Regions from separate parts of the Mus musculus genome. Here region 1 is linked to region 2. The links are chromatin contacts, found by Hi-C or POLR2A ChIA-PET in ENCODE. All regions are on one chromosome and are shown on one strand. Each heading gives the region's core, a stretch centred on a gene start or an enhancer-like site at or near the end of the contact. The rest is flanking DNA. Distances are from core to core; before and after follow the strand shown. Region 1 overlaps Kank1 (KN motif and ankyrin repeat domains 1). Region 2 overlaps Kank1 (KN motif and ankyrin repeat domains 1).

What was found. Hi-C counts contacts between places; a loop is a spot of excess contacts on that map. ChIA-PET counts read pairs that join two places held with the same protein, here RNA polymerase II (POLR2A).
Region 1: a map of heart shows a loop between it and region 2 (1.9-fold over the local background). The contact joins two enhancer-like sites. A Hi-C loop is called at or near these places in 1 of 37 maps with a recorded cell type or tissue (heart). POLR2A ChIA-PET finds 5 or more read pairs at or near these places in 1 of 5 experiments (Patski).

What each region holds. Positions count from the first base shown.
Region 1 is chr19:25,433,628-25,436,327 of GRCm38, forward strand. Kank1 (KN motif and ankyrin repeat domains 1) reads left to right here. Exons shown (of 14, transcript NM_181404.6): 14 at 1-871. Among named protein-coding and RNA genes, the nearest start is that of Gm26207, 19 kb to the right of the region's middle. Within about 2 kb of position 1,329, at least 2 of the 3 ENCODE cell types and tissues checked have a DNase peak (open chromatin) inside an H3K27ac peak, as active enhancers do; they include heart, where a contact is called at or near this core.
Region 2 is chr19:25,385,546-25,388,245 of GRCm38, forward strand. All of the region lies in intron 4 of Kank1 (KN motif and ankyrin repeat domains 1), which reads left to right. Among named protein-coding and RNA genes, the nearest start is that of Gm52392, 14 kb to the right of the region's middle. Within about 2 kb of position 1,271, at least 1 of the 3 ENCODE cell types and tissues checked has a DNase peak (open chromatin) inside an H3K27ac peak, as active enhancers do; it is heart, where a contact is called at or near this core.

The DNA of each region.
Region 1 (2,700 bases), core at 79-2,578, 48 kb after region 2:
TTATTCCTGTTGGGGTGACAGATACTGAATGTAAATGGACCACACCAAGCTGACCAGCAGACAGAAGAGTCAAGGAGCGGCTGAAGGCTGATGCTTCTGCAGGGAAAGCCGAGCTGTTGGGAAATGGCCTCCTCTCTGGCCCTCTGCTCTAGTAGAGCTTGGACCCAGCTCCGTGGCTGCTGAACCGGCTCTGTTATTTGCAGTGGTAGGAAATGGTAGACTGGCCTGACCAGGCCATTTCTACCATATAAGCAAATGTCAGGTTCTCTATGACATTGTAGTTTTGACCTTTTCCACAAGTGCTTAGTAACTTATGAAATGTGGAGCCGTTGGGAAGTCCTTCCAGTATTCCATTCCAGGGTGCTTCTTGCTTCTGTTCACTTCTCTTTTGTCTTTTAAAATAAGAACCTTGGGGGAGAGGACTTTGATCGTCAGCAACTTGCCCCCCCCCCACGCTGATAATTTCCCGCTTAAAAATAGAAGATGGAACTCTCAAACCATATGTATAAACTTACAAGAAATATTTCAATTGGTTTATCGAGGTGGATGTATTATATGGCTTTTTATATAAAAGACTTCTATATGAAATTGACAACAGTATTTTCAACTTTTATATTCCACAGTACAGTCATAAAGAGCTACATGCAATGTTACGTTTTGAGCATCTGCCCAACCATGTCTATATCTGGTGATAAAGGTTTGAATTAGGTTAGAGGACTGGGTGCCAGATTTGGGTCTATGGAGGCAGAGTGTAGTTCTCTGTGTATTTCTATCATACGCCACGTTTACTTTGGTCCTGTATATGTATTTAAATGTTTGAAGTGCCTTAGACTCTTGCCATATTTTCAAAATAAAATTTCATTAAGCTCTGTTGCTTGCCCCTGCTTCATCACTGACAGCTGTCTGCCTGGCTCGGATGACTAACAGCAGTGGCCACAAGCTCTGATGGATGCTTTGAGCTTCAAGAACAAGAGCATGGTCTATTGGCCTCGGGCTCCAACCGGGGCAGCCTTCTGAGGGTGCTTGAGTCTGTGACACAGGTTCCATACCCCCAGGCTGCATGTCACAACGCCGAAACTTAAAACCTTATACACTAATACCAGGCAGGTAACCTCTAGGGAGCCCCCAGAGTTGTTTCTTCCCAGATGCATGGATGTTAGCTAGTCCTGAACTAATTTGGGGGTGTAACTATCTGTGGTTGGCTAAATGGGGAGAGGAAGCCAGACAGACTTTTTGAAAGTTTTGTGTCTTCCAGAGAAACGTTAGAGGGTCATGAGAAAAGTAGTAGGGATGGACTCGGGTCGGCCTGGGCCAGCTGAACACTCTGCAGGAGGCCGGGAGCTCCTAGGACAGAAATCTGTTCTCATGTGTGAACTGTAAAAATGAGGTTACAGAGACTGGGACTTCCAAACTGCTCTCTCCCTCCCCAGACAGATCTGCGAGCTCTGGGATTCAGGCTAAATTTTGGCTCAGGAAGTTATTAAAGCCAAAGTCCCATGGACCGGAAATAGGTAAAATAAATTAGTGGGGGTGAGGGGGGTCTATGAAGGGAAGTGGTTTGGGGCCTTGTATCTCCCTTAATGGCCCTAAGCGACTGTTGAGCAAAGAGCTCTTTCTCAGGAGGTTTATGGCCCTGGGGATTTTGTTTTTCTGAAAAGAAAAAGCATTAATGCTGTGATTGTGGGCCGGGATAGAGTCTTCTGGTGGTGTTTACCTAACACACACACACATACACACGCGCGAGGCCCTGAGTTCAATCCCCAGCGCTAACCAAAAAAAAAAGCTTAAAAAAATATTATAGATGAATGAGAAAAACGAAAGGAGCCCTTGTGCTCTGATAAAACAAGTGCTTATTTTATCTCTGAGTAAAGTCTTGTGCACTGTGTATCTAACCTCTGAGTAGCTCGCACTGGCCCAGGCTGTGTTTGCTCTCATAACACCTCGAATGCGTTTTATCTTGGGATCTCCACACACTGTATACATAAGTCTGATTTCTCCCATTGGGAAAGCTGTGTGTGGTTTACGGAGGCACAACTTTGCAAAGGGACTCTGAAAGGAGGTGTGGGCCAGGTCCCTAAGAGAGGGCAGCCCCAAGGGAGGAGACAGCTGCCTTTATCTTCTGATCCAGTCTAAGAGGAAACCAAACATTTAGGTGATGCCAATTTCCTAGAAACCTTTGCCCTGGGAATGGAACGGCTGAAGGCTGGAATTTTCCCTAAGACAACACATTTGGGAACTTTAAGACCCTGATATCAAGAAAGCGACACTGACCACACGTTCAACCACTGTCAGGACACGAGGGGTCCTACTCAGGGTTTCTATTCCTGCATAAAACATCGTGACCGAGAGGCAAGTTGGGGAGGAAAGGATTTATTCAGCTTACTCTTCCACACTGCTGTTCATCACCAAAGGAAGTCAGGACTGGAACTCAAGCAGGTCAGGAAGCAGGAGCTGATGCAGAGGCCATGGAGGGATGTTACTTAATCGCTTGCTTCCCCTGGCTTGCTCAGCCTGCTCTCTTATAGAACACAAGACTGCCAGCCCAGGGATGGCAACCACCCACAAGGGACCCTCCCCCCTTGATCACCAACTGAGAAAATGCCTTCAGCTGGATCTCATGGAGGCATTTCCCCAACTGAAGCTCCTTTCTCTGTGATAACTCCAGCCTGGGTCAAGCTGACACACAAAACCAGCCAGTAC
Region 2 (2,700 bases), core at 21-2,520:
GAAAAGAAAAGGGATTTTAAAAATTCAAATGCTCTTGTTATTTAGAACCAAAGGTGAATCCCATGGCTTCTGGATTTATTCACATAACAGTTGGTTGAGTGGATAAACCCCATCAGCTTTGCAAATAATTTTGTGAAAACATTGATTGAAGCACACCCAGTCTACATTTCCTATCCCTGCCCTCTTCTGCCTTTCTCTCATATCCGCTGCCCCTTAGTCCAAGGTGTGTTGTTCCTCTGCCACAGATGTGTGTTAGAGTCTCCTACAAGAAAAGGGACAAACACTTCAAGCTAGAGATAAGAGGAGGGAGAAAAACTGGGCGTTTCAGATGGCTCACAAACCTAGTGCTTAATGTCTTTGTAAAGCTACAGTTGTCTGTCAGCTCTTAAATTTTCTTTCTCTGTTATCAGTCAACCTCTGCCTAAGTCCAGAGACCTACCAAGGTACAGCTGATTCTCTGTCCTTCAGTATTATTTTGATGGGCTAGGGGGTTGTATTCCAACTGGGGAAAACTTTGGGGGCGTGGCCTGTTTGCCTGCTCCTGCCAACTTCAAAGATAAAGGCTGGTTTGTCATCCCGTGCCCTGGCAGAGGATACCAAAGTACCTGCTGGGTCTGCGTAGCATGTACCCTCACTGGAGCTCTGCCTGCAGGGTGTGAATCAGCCTGGTGATACACTGGTGTTTACAACACTGCAGGGTGGAGACCTGGAAGTTGAGGCCAGTGTGGGAGGAGGGATGGTTTGCCCGTGAAACCATTCCAACAATGTAGCTTACAGGAAAAAGTTGCAAAACACGAAGCCCCGCGCCACCAGATTTTCCCCCGCTAGTACCAGGTTCTAGGTAGCTTCCAAATCTGCCCCAGGGACAGTGTGAGAGGGATGCCCCTAGTATGTCATAAGTTTTAGGGCTGGACACCTCTGTTGGTCCCCAAGGGGCCACAGTGAGCCCGTGCTTCTCCCCTCACACACACCCTCAGCAGTCACACGAGCAGCTGTAGGTATTTGTCCTGCGATGACATTGCTAAGACCTTATCTGGGCACCAGAAAATATCAGCTGGAACCCACAATACCCCACAGTAATAATGAGAAATAAAAAATCCCAAAATAGCCGCCTTCTAAATGGTTAAAGGGATTTCAGGCCCCACCCAGGGCTGTTCCTCTGTGGAATTATTCTTCGGTATTCCCTGAAGACTGTGACACTGGAAAAGGAATCCTTGCCAGGGGTGGTGAGTTTAAGCTGCAGTGACATTTAGTGACTTGTAGGGAGAGTGATGGAAAACTGCAAAAATGCTTGAATTCAGAAGATTCATTCATTCGGCGGTTCACTTCAAAATTCCCGCTCAGAATTACATTTGGCAGGGGCAACCGCTGATTTCCTGCTTTGTGTGACAAGCCAGACTTCTTCGGCCCTGGAAAAAATGTCTCCACCCTCCACCTCTTCTTCCCCTTTCTCCCTAGGTTATGGTTTTGTTCTGCTAGGGATGGTTGGCAAGATTTTTCTGCTCTTCTGTTTCCTCAAATACTTTTTCCCCATTAACTTTAGAACTGTTAAAAAACAAAACAAAACAAAACAAAGCAACCTCTGAACCTTTCTTTGGGGCCAACTATGACATACACCATCGTCTGCTTCTGTTACCATTGAACCTGACGCCTGAGGGAACCACATGGATTTTCCCAGGGCTTGAGGGAGTGAGAGGCCAGACAACTGTGCAAGCGGGAGGTGTGCCTGCTCCATCCCAGGCCCAATCCCCAGCCTGAGGCTTTGCTTGAAGCACTATCTCTGGGCCTGAAAGCGTTTCCTGTGTCTATGAAAGCAGGCTCTTCATCCCGTGACTCTCTGCTCTACGTCGCTGTTCCCTGACGGATCCGATGGAATTTCTCTTTCCTTTTTAAAATCATTTCTCATCATCTCCTTTCTTGGTTCGGTTTGTTTGTTTTGATTATGTATGTCTACGGGTATGTAGATGAGAGTGCAGACAGGTAGAGTCCAGAATCCAGAAGAGGGTGTTGGATACCCTGCAGCTGTTGTGAAATCCCTAATAGGAATGCTGGTAACCAAAACTCCAGTCCTCTGGAAGAGCAGCAAAAGCCGTCTCCAGCCCTTCCCCCTTTCCTCTTCTCAGTCCCAAGAGAGTTTGACATTTCTATCAAATGATCGCCATCACCTCCTTCAAGGGTCCTGTGCTTCACCCACCTGTGACAAGAGGTAGGAGTCGTGCTACATAGAGCCTCTGTAGACCTTGCTTTGTGGACCAGCCGATGTCCTGGTCAGTCACATCTTCAGAGCCCCTGTAATGCGCTGGCTCTAACAGTGTCCACAGGCTTCACAGCAAAAGGCAGAATTGTGGGACTGAAGTGGGCCCTGCCGCTTGCCGGTCTGACATCGATCGGTCCAGCCGTAGCGTGTTCTCTACCAGCCTGTTCTCTCGAGTCCCTTGCTCTGCAAGTGATAGTCACACTTGATCTCTCCACTTGGGTAAAACAAGCAGATGGTTTTGACCGTGTCACATGCGCTAACTCCTGTCCCACTTCTTGTGCAGGGGGGGCAGTATCTGCTTTCTCTCCTGAAGGCGGGCTTCAATGACGTCATCAGTGAGACTCTGGATGCGGAGAGGGGTGCGGAGTAGTGTGCAAGAGAGGGTAATGGGCACGGCTCTCCTCAGGAGGTTACTCGGGCTATTTGGAAAGTTCTTTACGGCT